Regions from separate parts of the Homo sapiens genome. Here region 2 is linked to region 1. Evidence: chromatin loops called from intact Hi-C (ENCODE). Cell type or tissue: Caco-2. All regions are shown on one strand. Links, peaks and the distances in the headings refer to the core of each region. The heading gives the core; the rest is flanking DNA.

Region 1 (8,209 bases), core at 1,652-6,651:
CCTCATCCAATAGGGCTGGTGTCTTCACAGGAAGAGGAAGAGACACCAGAGCCCCCTCTCTCTCCCCACGAGAGCAGAGAGGACAGGCGGCGCGAGGACGCAGTGAGGTGGCAACTGTCTGCGAGCTAGGAGAAGCCTCACCAAAACCCACATTTTCTGGTACCTTGATCTTGGGTTTCCTACCTCCAGAACCGTGAGAAAATAGACTTCTGTTGTTTAAGCCACCCTGTGGTGTTTGTTATAGGAGTCTTAGTAAGCTAATAGAAGCTCCTAGCTGCCTCCATCTTCTGAGAGGAAGGAGGATGGAATTTGTAAAGATGTCTTCAACCAGGAGAGTTTCCTTGGACAAAGGGTGGAAATGAGCCTCAGCAGGGGCGGACTCTCACCTGGCCCTCAGGTGTGTGCTTTCCTGGGAGAGGCTGCATTTATTGCTATGGGGCTGCAGGTAATTTGCCCAAACCAAAATTTGCAGGTAATTTGCAAACTGAATCTCTATGCTCCTAGAGATTCAGTTTGCTCTTTCTAGATCACCAAAGAGGATGATGAGGATGAAATGAGGAAACCTACAGTCACGCAACAATTATATCAAGCACCTACTGTGTGCCTGGCACTGGGCTAGGCTGGGGCCACAGTGATGAGCAAATCAAGGAAGGTCCCAGCCCTTGTGGAGCTCACAGTCTAGCGAGCGAGAGATATACTAACCTAGAAATGAAAAGATTTTATATTGTAATACAATTCTGCTGAGAAAAGTAAAACAGAGACGAGAGAGGACGTGGGGAATGTGGGCGAATCTTTGCTTTGAGGGGCCAGGGAAGGGTCTTAGATTGAGTGCCCTCAGAATCAGACCCTGAACGAGGAACCAGAGGGCAGGGTGCTTATTTGGGAGGTGATCCCAGAAAGACGCAGTGGAGGAATGGGGAAGTGAGGCGGGGAGGGGAGAAGCCAGTGAAGGTGTGCTAAAGAGCAGGTTACGGCTTCGGGCAACTGGGACTCCACGCTGCAGGGGTTCCCGGGAAGCCGCGTAGAATACGCCGCTGACACGTGGAGTAAAGAAGGGAGAGTGTTAACCACCAACCCCCACCACTTACTGGTGGAGGACTACTCCCAGGGCGTTTGCCCCCCGGCATTTCTACCTGGTCCCCCAGGCAGGCTCAGCACCCTCCTCTGCCAGAGGAGGATCTAGGCAGAGTCCTAGGTTCTGGCAATAGAAAGCCATCAGCATGGACAGGAGCCATGGGTGCTGGGGTGGGGCAGATGTGACCTGTCTGAGGAGGCGACCCTTGAACCGACACCAAAATGATGAGAAGGGGCCAGCCACGGGATGAGCTGGGAGAGGAGCTCTGCAGATAAAAGGAAGAGAAAGATCTCGGCCAAAGCCCTTGTCGACGCTTTCGTTGTGTGCAGGTCAGAGGGATTGTTGGGACAGCCTGGGCTAAGGGATGAATCAGGTTCCCCAGGAGCTGAATCAGGTTCCCCAGGAGCTCTCTCTAGTCTCTCTCTCTCTTTCTTTCTTTCTCTCTCTTTCTTTCTCTTTCTTTCTTTCTTTCTTTCTTTCTTTCTTTCTTTCTTTCTTTCTCTTTCTTTCTTCTTTTCTTTCTCCTCTCTCTCTCTCTCTCTCTCTCTCTCTCTGTTTCCACCCAGACCCCTCCCTTTGTACCCATCTTCAACGGAGGCAGTGATTGGCTGGCCAGAACTGTGGGCGGGGCCTTTGGGGTCCAATCCTAGGAGGATCTGGGCCATTCATTGGCCCCTGTGGGAGGTGGGCGAGGTGGAGAAATGGGACCCCCAAGGAGGGAGGTGAGAAGCAGGACAAGTTGACAAATTCCGCAACTACGAATGCCCTCCACTTCCCTAGTGCTGGAGGACAGGGCTGAGCCCTCTGGCCATTCATTGATGCTCCCATGTCACACTGGTCATGCCTCTTGGTGGCCCGAAGTGGCCTGCCCCCAACAACTGCAGGTAGCCCCAGGACACAGGGAGCACCAGTCTGGCCTAGTGTCGCAAAGGCCTAGTGCCACAAAGACCACAGTGAGGCCAATTGGCACATGTGGACCACACAGAGGGGTGCTCTGCCTGTAGTGGCCAAGGTAGTAGTGGAGCCCAGGCCTTGGATGTTCCATTAGGAAGTCCCTAGAGTGCCCTGCGGGCATCCCCTGGCTTGGCAGCGTCTCAGTGTGGGTCCCCAGAAGCAGGCAGTGAGACAAGGACTCCAGTGAAAGTCATTTATGTGGGAGGCGAAGGAAACAGCAGCAGGGGAGTGGAGACATGAGACAGGCAAGGGAAGGCGCCAATAAGCAGCGCATCATCAAACCAGCTACCGCATCACACCAGCTACTGCATCACACCAGCTACCGCATCGCACCAGCTACTGTGTGGGTGACTGGAGCTGAATCCCACTGGGGAACCCAGGGAGACCATGGAGACACTTCTCAGGGTTGGTTACCCCTGGGAAGCAAGGAAGCAGGAGTATTGAAAAGCCCACTCTGGGCTGGGCACGGTGGCTCACACCTATAATCCTAGCACTTTGGGAGACAGAGGCAAGAGGATCGCTTGAGTCAAGGAGTTCAAGACCAGCCAGGGCAACAAAGAAGACCCTGTCTCTACAGTTTAAAAACATTAAAAATTAGCTGGATGTGGTAGTACATGCCTGTGGTCCCTGTTACTCAGGAGGCTGAGGTGGGAGGATCACTTGAGTCCAGGAGGTCAAGGTCGCAGTGGTTGCAGTGAGCCATGATCACATCACTGTACTCCAGCCTGGGTGACAGAGCGAGATCCTGTCAAAAAAAAAAAAAAAAAAAAAAGCCCCCATCATGGTCAGTTACTGCTCAAGGCTGCTTTGGGTGGTCATACCCCTGAACGTCCAGCCTGTGTGTGTTGGAGGGAAGACTCCATCCGCGGGACTTGTTGGAGCACACTGAAGTCACAAGCTTGAGAGATCTGGATTGGGTCGACAGTATCACTTCACTTATTTGGAAATTCAATTAACTAGAGTTATGTTCTCAGTAATTTCTACAAACCCGTGGGGCTAATGTAGGGTACCATGTCCCTTATCTGACCTTTGATTCCTCCACCCTTCTCCCAGCCCCTAGCTCCCCAACTCAAGCATCCCTTTGCTCCAAGGCACAGTGTCTCCAGGAGACACCTTGGAAGGAGATTCACTCTCGCCAAGGTTCCTCATCACTAGCAGGGGCCACCCAAAAGCCCAGCCCTAACTCCCATGAAGCAGAGAGAGCCCCTCCCAGCTATTCTGCCTGCCTCCTTGTTCCCTCTCCCCTCCCCTTTTTGGCCCCAGTGTCCTCTGAACTCACTCTGTCTGCTCCTGCATCACAGCCTCTGCATACGTTGGCCCCTTTTCTTAGAATGCATTCCCACCACTCCAGTTTCTGCCTGTTGAAAAGTTTCAACGTGCAATCAACAAAAATGTCTATTGAGAGTTAGGCACTGGGAATGGAACATTGACTCAACACCACACAGAACTTCCTTTTGGAGTTTGCACTCGGGTGGAAAAAGAAATCAGTCATCACACACATTTTTCTATACTCACAATACGGTAAATGCAATGAAGAAGGACAGGGAGACACAAACATATAGGGTTGGGGGGTGGTGGCTGGACTGGATCTGGGGTTTCCCAGGAGGTTTCTGGGGCAGTGATATCAAGCTGAGGCTTGAAAGGTGAGTGGGTGAGAGGTGGAAGGGAGCATCCCAGGCAGAAGGAACAACATGTTAGGCCCTGAGATGGACTCTGCATAGCTGGTGTGGCTGGAATTGAGAGAAGGCAAGCGGGCAGGGGGCAGAGTGGGCAGGGGCTGCAAATGGATCCTGAGAGATTTAGGAAGACAGGAAACATTTACATCTATCAAGCCGCCCTGCCTGGGAATTCTGAGAATGCCCTAGGCTTACCCTCAGCTCCCCTAAATGCAGCCCCCAAATCCTCCTTTAGGAGACTGTGCTGCTAATCTGTTCCAGAGACAGGCTTGGGACTCACTGCCCCCGGCACGCCAAAGGAGTCTCATACATTCTTCAAGGCCTAATTCAAGTTGCTCCTCTCTGAGAAGCTCTCTAAGCTGATTTCAGCTTAGAGAGCTTCTCCCACCTCCCAAGTCCTCCACCTCCGAAGTCCTCCTTAGCTCTTGGCTCTTTGGCATCTGAGAGCACTGGGACAGGGGTGAATATTCCTTAGTCTGCCGCTTGGGGCAGGGCAGCCCAGGCTCTTGCTCCAGGGACGGTGGACGATGCTGCCTGGTACCTGGCTGTGGGCAGGTGTGGGCCACCACCTCCAAGGACCCATCATTCCTGCCTGCTCCTCACACCTGGAGATCACAGGATATGTGGAATTGAAGCTTTTAGGGATCCATAAGGGACTTCATCCACAGACTTGCAGGGAATGATGGTGGGCTGGGGGAGGGGGTCATCCCCTTTTCTTGGTTTTTCCAAGGCTGGGGTGGTAGAAAGGAAAATGATTCCTGGCAAACCCGTGCTGCTGTCCCGTGCCTGCCTCCCAGGGCTGCTGAGAGGGTGGGAGATGCCTTCTATTGAGAACTCCCCACCCCCATCCCCAACCACTTTGCATTCTGGGGCAGGGGAGTGGGAGCCACTTGTCATTGTTCCTGTACGTTGGCTGGCAGGAGGCCCAGGGAGGGGGCTCCCCAATAGAAAATCTGCAGCTGCCTGTCTTTAAGGTAAAATTACCGTAATTACCCCAATTACTAAATCCATCAAGAGCTTTGGACCGGAGGCCTGGAGAACAATTGGGCCCTGATGGATCTGAGGAGTATGAGTCACGGGGGTGGGGGCACAAAGCACATGGGATGAAGGCGAGTGGGGGCGGCAGCTGATGTTAAACCAGGGGTGGGGATGGGGAAATGCAAAGAGATTATGATTAGCCAAGACCCCACTTTCCTCCTTCAGTGAGATTTTTCTTCTCTATTGGAAAGAAAAAAAATACCCCAAATTCTGTCTGCCTTTTCCTTTCACAGAACCCTGCACCTTGGGTGGGCGTTGTGACTCACGCCAGTAATCCTGGCACTTTGGGAAGCCGAGATGGAAGGATGGCTTGAGGCCTGGAGTTTGAGACCACCCTGGGCAACAAAGGGAGACCCCGCCTCTACAAGAAATTTAAAAATCAGCCGGCCATGGTGGTGCGTACCTGTAGTCCCAGCTACTCCGGAGGCTGAGGTGAGAGGATCACTAGAGCCCAGGAGTTCAAAGCTGCAGTGAGCTATGATCACACCACTGCACTCCAGCCTGGGTGACAGAACAGGACTCTGTCTCTAAAAAAAACACAAAAACAAAAGAACCCTATACTCTATGGCCACCTGACTTAGACCCGCTTTGACCTTTTATGAGAGCTAAAATGTAAAGAGTTGAGAGCAATGGCTAGCATCTCCTGGGTCCCAGCATGGACCAGGAACTATGGGAAGAGCTTTTCAGGCTTCCTCCCTTTCAATCCCATGAAGTGGGTTTCCTCCTGCTTCACAGACGTGGGTGCCCACATTTCCTCTTGGCCTGGGTTCTGAGCAGACCAGCCCCTGGGCCTGGTTGGCTTCTGTATTCCTCACCATGCTTGGTAAAGGAAGTGAAGGACAAGGTTGGCAGATTAGGTGGGCTACTGGGAAAAGCACCTTATAGGACATGTCCCCTCTTTTCATTTCTATTAGAACTTTACTACATTCAAAGAGTAGTTAAAACATTCAGATTCTTCCTCTCAGTTGATCTGGATTTGTAGCCTAAGGAAATAATCTCTAATTGTGGAAAGGCTATATCGTGAAGCTAATTCTTTCAGCATTGTTTATGCTGGCTGCACAATTTCACTTTAAGAGAAGATCCAGGCTGCTGATGCCTCTGTACTCCATTGCCAGGAGGAGTTATGTCTGCAGGACCCCAGGCATAGAAGAAAGAGATCCCCTTGGCTGAAGTAGACTTAGACCAGAATTGGGAGGCAGATCTGGGTTTCCACAGAAGTCATTGGGACCAAAGCCCCCACAAATTATAAAATTTAAGTATGACCTGGCTTGTCCCTGGTGCCTGTATCTCCAAGGTGACTTTGCAGGGCTTGTAGGTGTTGCTCCAAGATTTAGGATGTCAGGGTCCAGGCCAAATAGCTTCCTAACTCATCATAACTAATATGGTTAACATGGAAAATTGTGAAACAATTTAATGTCAAAACATAAGGGCCAGCGTGGTGGCTCATGCCTGTAATCCTAGCACTTTGGGAGGCTAGTAGGGAGAATGGCTTGAGCTCAGGAGTTTGAGACCAGCCTGGGCAACATAGTAAGACCTCGTCTCATCCAAATATCAAAAAGTTAGTCTGGCATGGTGGTGTGCACTCAGGAAGTGGAAGGAGGATCACTTGAATCCATGAGTTTGAGGATACAGTGAACTATAATTGTGCCACTGCACTCCAGCCTGGGTGACAGAACGAAACCCTACCTCAAAAAAGAAAAGAAAAGAAACGAAACGAAACATAGGGAGACTGGCTGAATAGATGAAGTTTTGTGCAGGCTTTTAAAATAATGAGTAAAAAGATTCCTTTGAAATCTGGGAAATTACAATAGAATGTTTATTGTCATGCTGGTTTTTTGTTTTTTGTTTTTTGTTTTTTGAGACAGGGTCTTGCTCTGTTGCCCAGGCTGGAGTACAGTGGAGCCTAGAGAAGGGCAGGAGAGCCCTTGACCATCACCCAGGCTGGCGCCAATCCTCAGGGGCTGAGCCACTCCCTCTAGAAGGCCTGGGCTCAGGAAATGCCCCTGAGTCAGAAACACTGTGGGACAATATTCCCTGACATTTTCCCAAAAAAGGGCCCTAAGGGAAGAGGAAAGTGCAGGTGAGCTTGGAGCAAACATGAACTCTACCCATTGGCTCATTCAATTATTCATTCATCCATTCAAAACACTATTCTTGCTATAATCCTAAACAAATTAACCCAGGAACGGAAGACCAAATACCTCATGTTCTCACTTATAAGTGGGAGCTAAGCGTTGAGCACACATGGGCATAAATATGGGAACAGTAGACACTGTGGCCTACTATGGGGGAGGGGGAGGGTGGGTTAAAAACTACCTATTGGGTACTATGCTCACTACCAGGGTGACAGGATCCATACTCCAAACCTCAGCATCACATAATACTCCCGTATAACAAACCTGCACATGTACTCCCTGAATGTATCTGAAATAAAAGTTGAAGGCTGGATGCCGTGGCTCATGCCTGTAATCTCAGCACTTTGGGAGGCCAAGGTGAGAGGATTGCTTGAACCCAGGAGTTTGAGACCAGCCTGGGCAACAGGACAAGACCCTGTCTCTACTAAAAATAAAAAATAAAAATAAATTAGCCAGGCGTGGCAGCATGTGCCAGTAGTCCCAGCTGCTTAGGAAGCTGATGTGGGAGGATCACTTGAGCCCAGGAGGTTGAGGCTGCAGTGAGCTATGATCGCGCTACTGCACTCCAGCCTGAGCTATAGAGCAAGACCTTGTCTCAAAAATTAATTAATTAATTAATTAAAATATGAGTTGACATTTCATTTAAAATCAAATGTTCTCATGGTGTCCTCTGTCTACAGCCCTGTGATGGGACCTGGGGATACTGCCATGAATGAGACAGAACTAGCTGCCATTCCAAGCTTCCAAGGCAGCCACACAAGTTGCTCTTTTGTGAAATTTTATGATTTCCTCTCAAATATTCACATGAATTTTACATTTTATTTTGTAATGTAGCCATGCTTGTTTTTGTAATTTTAAAATGATGTTTTCACAACAATATGCATGGACTTAATGCCACTACTGGATTGCACAGTCAAAAGGGCTAAAACAGCAAATGTTATGATATGTATATATGTGTGTGTGTGTATATATATATATATATATATATGTATTTTAGACAGAGTTTCGCTCTTGTTGCCCAAGCTGGAGTCCAATGGTGTGATCTCGGCTCACCGCAACCTGCACCTCCCAGGTTCAAGCGATTCTCCTGCCTCAGCCTCCAAGTAGCTGGGATTACAGGCGTGTGCCACCACGCCCAGCTAATTTTGTATTTTTAGTAGAGACGGAATTTCTCCATGTTGGTCAGGCTGGTCTCGAACTCCCGACCTCAGGTGATCTGTCTGCCTGGGCCTCTCAAAGTGCTGGGTTACAGGCATGAGCCACCGTGCCCGGCTGGTATGTATATTTTTATTGTGGTAAAATATACATACAAAAATCTTACAATTTTAACC
Region 2 (6,604 bases), core at 1-5,000, 220 kb after region 1:
CATTACCCTGAGGATCAGCAAAGTTTTTCTGCAAAGGGCTAGATAAGAAATATTTTCGGCTGTGTGGCCATATGGTCTCTGTCTAACTCCTCAGCTGTGCTGCTGGAGCCTCAAAACAGCCATAGGCAATGCATAACAAGGGAGCGTGTGTTCCAATTAGTTTTTGGACACTGATATGCCACTTTCATGTAATGTTCATGTATTGCCAAATATTACTCTTCTTTGATTTTTTTCAACCATTAAAAAAAAAATAGAAGCCATTCTCAGCTTGCAAGCAGTATAAAATTAAGCCAGATTTGGTTTGTAGACCACAGTGTGCCAACCCCTGCACTCTCCAAACAAAATGGTTTGTATTATTGTTGCTATTTAACTTCCTACTCAATACAGGAATCCCAGCTTTAGCACTTCCTTCATGGGGTCAGCCAGGTTGAGACTTTGTTTCTGCACTAGCTACTTTGAGCAGAAATAGAGTTCTTACCACTTGGCTATCATTCTGCGGAAGGTTTTTGTTTTTTAGTGAAATTGAGAAGTTCTGATTATAAAGGTAGTACATATGGATTTTAAAATGCTTGGGAAATACTGGCAAACACAAAATAAAAATCCCTGATAAATCATAGCTACTGTATTTTTTTTCCAATGAAAAGTGTGTGGATGTATGGAAAGCATTTTTTTCCTTTCCAGTTGAGATTCCATTGAATGTAAAGTTTTGACTCTTTGTTTTTCCATTCTATGTTATATATCAAGCATTTTCCCATGTCATTAGAAATTCCTCAAAGATACCAGCTGCAGAATATTCCATTATATGGATGTTTCATAATTTACCAAATCAACCTCCAATTGTTTAGGCATTTGGGTTGCTTCCAGGATTTCTCACTTATAAACAATATGCATATAAACAATGCTGCTGTGAACATCCTTGTTCGTAAATCTTTGTCTGCCCTCTGATCTTTTCTTTAGGGAGAATGTGTGCTGAAAATTCCTAGGAAAACTGTGCTTCTGACTTATATACTAACTTTTTTTTTTTTTTGAGTTGGAGTCTCGCTCTTGTTGCCCACGCTGGAGTGCAATGGTGCGACCTCGGCCCACTGCAACCTCCACCTCCCAGGTTCAAGCAATTCTCCACCTCAGCCTCCTGAGTAGCTGGGATTACAGGCACCCACCACCACGCCCGGCTAATTTTTTTTGTATTTTTAGTAGAGATGGGGTTTCACCATGTTGGCCAGGCTGATCTCGAAATCCTGACGTCAGGTGATCCATCCGCCTCGGGCTCCCAAAGTGCTGGGATTACAGGTGTGAGTCACCACACCCAGCCTATACTAACCATTTTTGCTTTACTGAATTTGACTTTGCTGATTATGCAGTTCATAAGGTTTCCTCACTGATAATGACTTCATTCTCCCCTCCTGCACCGCTAGCCCCAGGCGACCACTGATCTGCTTTCTGTTTATAATTTCATTTTGAAGTATCTCATTTTTGATCAGCCTAAAGTTGATTACCTCCTTATTTGCTCAGAATTCCATTCTTCATAATAGTAATGCTGCCACCTCCACTTTCTTTGTGTTTGTGTTTGCCTGTTTTATATTTGAACATTCCTTTAATTTTAGTCTCCGTTATTTTGTTTGGAATATATCTCTTGTAAGCAGCACACAGTTGTTTTTTTTTTTTTTTTTTTTTTTTTTTGGCAACCAAATCATTGCTGCTTTATGGGAAGGATAAATGATTCAATTTACTCATCTGGTACATGTTTGGATGTCGGTCATCTTGCTTCGTGATTTGTGGCATTTATTTCTTTTATTATTTCTTTCATTTTGTGACTTTAATGAATACTGTGTTGATTTGCATTTATCTTTTCCATCGATAATATGGAAGATACAAGTAGTGACTTCAATTTCTTATGTGGTTACCTTTAAAATTTTCAGAAATCTTGTTTTATTTCCCCAGGCAGACACTTGTTCATGTCCTATGTAATACAGGGCTGAGGCAGAGTAGCATCTTTAGGAAAGACCAAAATTGAAAGCCAAGGCAGAGACAGGGGAGGTAGTTTTGGGACAGCAGAACAGGACCAGGGAAATCAGAGGGAAGCTTCAGAGTGGACAGGTGTGAGCTGAAGGAACTTCCCCCTTCATACACAGCTTGTTGCCTTTTCCTAAACATTGATAGGAATGGATTTTATTCTTGGCTATATTTGAGTGAGGGTCCCTTGTAATTAGTCATGCCTGAAATACCAGTTATGTATGGAATCAACCAGACTAGAATTTGAGTCTCAGTGCTTACTAGCTAAATAATCTTGGGAAAATCATATAAGTTATCTGTCAAATGGTCTAATAATAGCACCTAAGTCATGTGGTTGTTGTGGGGATTGAGGCATCCCAGGGATCTGGGATAATACATGTAACATCCTGGTACAGTGCCTTATACTTGGAAAATAGTCAATGAATGTTAGATGCTATTATGATGGCTGTGAAGCTATTACAGTGTTTATATGCATGTATCTCCTACCTGCAGGGCTGGAAATATTTTTATCTATTACTTGCCTGGAGATATAAAGTAAATGGACTATTTTTAAAAATTCAGGATTGATAGCTGGAAGGAGAAGTGAGGTGAGAGATGGGTTTTAGAGAGCAAGAGCGAGTCAGAAAGAGGCATTCAGGGCATCTGGGGAGAGGGGAATTGGGATAAGAGCAGATACCTTGGAGAGCTCCCGGACGGCCAGTGCGTGTTTAGGCGGGCCAGGCTCTGCGGAGCGGAAGGGAGATCAGGTCCCTAGGTCTGCAGTGAAGCTGTAAGGAGAGGTGCTGGGAGAATTCTGGAGGTAGAATCAGTAAAGAACAGGGGCCTGGTGCAGCGGGGGTCTGATGTATTTATGAATAGAATGAGGAAGTTCCAAGTTCGTGTTTCTGGATAAGGGGGACCCTTGCCTTCAGTCTCTGAGATTAAGTACAGTGAGGGGTAAGAGAAGGGGAAGGAAGGGAGAAGAAGAGAGAGGGAAGGGTCCAAGGCACACAGTCTTTGCAGCTTTGGTGGAGAAATCTTACAGGCCCATATCATCTTCACGGTAGCTGAGTTAAATGCAGTTCTCCCTCCCTTTGAGGAAATCGAATACACAAATGTCCCCTCACACATTAGGAAGTGATTCCCCACCTCACCCCAACCTCCATGTGTCAGAAAGACTATACATATTGAAAAAGATTAACTGCAGGCCTACTTTGTACATCAGTTTTCTGGGTATCTTTAGTTTTTTATTCTTAGAATTTAAAAAAATATTTTTAATTTGTTCATTCAGTCAACAAATATTTGTTGAGTGCTTTCTCTAGGAGCTGCATGCCCCACATAAGAAGACAGACACGAGTTGCCCGCATAGAGCTTATATCCTAAAGGGTGTGCTGTCACTTTTCCTGCATACACCCAATGCCAGATGTAAGTTACATGTGCAGAGGCATCTGGGTAGCTGATGTGAATCTCTGTCAACCCCTTCTGTCTAGCAGAGACATATGTCCTGGGCACAGAGGTTCTAGAAGGGAGCAGGTTTATAGCTACGTGTCTGGGGTCCCCTTGGCCATCTTGTCCTGGTGGTGCTAAGGGTGTCAGAGATGCTAGGAGAGGAACTGGCCTCTTTGTTCAAGCCAAAGGGTGAAGATTCTCTCTGACAAGGAAAAGTCTGTGGCCCAGCCTGGGAATGCTCTTGTCCAAAGGAAGAAGCATAGAGTAGCTCAAGAACAGATGTTCTGGCTGGTTCTGAGGCTTGGGTAGAGGCCAGGTAAGCTCCATTCACTTCTGCGGTCATCAGAAATTGACTGGGGGCCTGAACTACATCACAGGAGCAGCACGGTAGCCAAAAGATGGTCCTACTCACCCTATCCCTCCAGAACTTTAGTGTCGTAAAGACACAGACAAATCCATACATAACTATAAAATAGTGTTAAGTCTTTTTGGAGTTTGGGAGGCACAGCAGTCATATGAGAAGGGTGCCTGGCCCAGCCTGGGAGACCTGCAAGAGGCTTTGCAGAATAAATGACATTGAAGCTGGGACTTGGAATCTAAGTAAGAATTAACCAGGTGAAGTGAAGACAGAGAAAGACAGGCAGGGCTGGGTGTGGTGGCTCACGCTTGTAATCCCAGCCCTTTGGGAGGCTGAGGCAGGAGGATCACTTGAGCTGAGGAGTTCGAGACCAGCCTGGACAACATGGCAAAATGCCATCTCTACAAAAATACAAAAAAAATTAGCTGGGCATGGTGGTGCGCACCTGTACTCCCAGCTACTTAGGAGGCTGAGGTGGGAGGATTGCTTGAGCCCTGGAGGTTGAGGCTGCAGTGAGCTTGATCACACCACTGTACTCCAGCCTGGGTGAGAGAGGGACCTTGTCTCAAAAAGAAAAAAATACTATTCCATTGTATGGAATTTTGTTTATCTATTCATTAGTTGATGGAAATTTGGGTATTACTTTAGAGATATCGCGACTAATGCTATAAAAACATTCATATGCAAAGTTCTGTGTGGACATATATGTTCATTCCTCTTAAATATATACCTAGGAGTAGAATTGCTGGGTCAGATGGTAATGCTGTTTAACTTTTTAAGGACCTGTCAGTCTGTTTTCCACAGTGCTGTGCCATCTTACGTTCCCACCAGCAGGGCCCGAGGGCTCTGATTTCCACGCGTCTTCACACGGTTGTCCAACCCCTCCTCTTCTTGAATGGGCCAAGAGTGATACTTTCTATCTGGGGAAGAGCAAGGGGCTGGCTCCTGGGACCTGAGGCTTGGTCCTGGGGATGTGACTTTGAGGGAAGCCCGTGTCTTTCTGGTCCACCAGGGTGAGTCATCACCCAGGATCCCGGGGGAGCTGCCTGGCAGAGGGGCGGGCTGCACCAGCCACTGCAGAAACCACCATGCAACTTGACTGAGTCTCCACCCTCAGCTCCAGGCAGCCGGGCTTCCCTGGGAGCAGCTATTTCTGGCTATTTCTGCTCCAGGGAGGAGCAGTGGTGGGTGGAAAGGTTTCAATTGCTCAGTGGGGTGATTTTTGGAAGCGCAGTGCCTTGGGGGCACAGGACAGCTTTGACTTGGGAGGAGAGCAGAGGGGCTGCTCTGAGAGTGCTGGCCCTTTGGCGTTATCAGAGCAGAGGGCTGGGCACACAGCAGTCCTGACAGCACCTTGAAGAGGGGGAAATAAGTCAGTGCGGACTGGGCTGTTCATGCAGGAGGTGCAACCCAGTGGGCGGGATGTGGCGACATCAGGCAGGCCACCAGGGTGCTTGGAAGCAGGGGCAGGCTGGGGTCTACCTACAATGGAGATGCAGCAGGGAGACCGACAGAGGTGGCGCTGGACCTCAGGCTCAGTGTTCACTTCTGTGCCTCAGTGACTTCATTTGCAAATATAGTAACCACAAAGGCTGCAGCAATGCCTGTTGGCAACTGTCTTCTCTATCACATGATGTTCTGGAACACTGACCTTTATTGGCAATGTTCTTGACCTTTCTCTTAGCTTTTTGCCATCCCTGTGGGCTCTCTTCATGATAACATCTGTGTCCATCCTGTTCTTCTCTCCGCTGTATATGCTTCCTTCCCTGGGTCCTTGTTTGGTACCATTTTAGCAAAGTGGTTAAGGGTTCACTCTTCGGAGCTGGCTGGGCCTGGGTGAAAATCCCAGCTCTACCATTCCCAGCCAGGTGTCTTTGGGCAAATCATTTCATGTATGCAAATCTGAGCCTCAGTTTTCCCATCTGTAAACTGGAGCAATAATCGCAGGGAGCTATTTAATAACAGCAGGTTACTTATCCTCGTAACTGGATTATGAGGACTAATTGACTTGATGGATATGAAGGGCTTAACACAATGCCTGGCACACAGTTAGTGCTGGGCTGTAGAAAGAGCAAGGGCACAGGGCAGAGAGAATGAGGAGTGGGATCCTGGACAGAGGGACATGTTGAGTCCCCTGTATCCAGCCTGCAGAGGGGGACAGTGTTGGGTGGGGCTGAAGGACTGCTGTGGTCAGCCTCCAGGTCAGGTGGTGTTGATGAGGGAGGCTCAAGGAAGGGTGTCTGCTCACTCATTTTTTTTTAAGTTTGTTGTTGTTGTTGTTGTTCTTGTTCTTGTTTTAAGAGACAGCATCCTGCTCTGTCATCCAGGCTGGAGTGCAGTGATACAATCACAGCTCACTGCAGCCTCGAACTCCTGGCCTTAAGTGATCCTACGGCCTCAGCCTCCCAAAGCATTGGGATTACGGGTGTGAGCCACTACATCTGGCCTCACTCGATTTTGTACAAAAGTCACAATCATTGCTTTTTATTCCTGAGTCATACTCCTGTTGTGCCCCATGTCTGTGGGACTACACTGACAAATAGTTTCATGCCCTCAGGAACAAGTAGCTCCATGGGTAACAAAGTAAGTGCTGCTGTAAAGGACAAAAGCAGAAATGCAGGGTAGTGTGGAGAGAATAGATGGGGAAGCTCAATGGAGATTAGGGCAATCAGGGAAGGCCTCCCAGAGGAGGTGACATTTTGGCTAAAACCTAAAGGATGAAGAAGAGTTTGCCAGCCCAAGAATGGGAAGAAAGAAGGCTCCGGGCATAGGAAACAGTGTGTGCAAAGGCCTGGAGGATCAGAG

What was found. Peaks named below come from ENCODE experiments on the same cell type or tissue, not always from the same donor. Only the 100,000 strongest peaks of a DNase experiment are listed, where the experiment ranks them.
Region 2: it touches region 1 in a loop (2.5-fold over the local background); 5 of 110 quality-filtered maps call a loop at or near these places.

The regions. Positions count from the first base shown.
Region 1 is chr20:38,654,902-38,663,110 of GRCh38, forward strand. No RefSeq gene overlaps it. Among named protein-coding and RNA genes, the nearest start is that of ARHGAP40, 57 kb to the left of the region's middle. In Caco-2, for the core only: a CTCF peak has its summit at 4,195; a DNase peak (open chromatin) is centred at 4,206; H3K27me3 peaks cover 385 bases.
Region 2 is chr20:38,876,300-38,882,903 of GRCh38, forward strand. The region is part of intron 2 of PPP1R16B (protein phosphatase 1 regulatory subunit 16B); the gene reads left to right. Among named protein-coding and RNA genes, the nearest start is that of FAM83D, 47 kb to the right of the region's middle. In Caco-2, for the core only: no CTCF peak of the experiment used is centred there; a DNase peak (open chromatin) is centred at 2,722; H3K27me3 peaks cover 126 bases.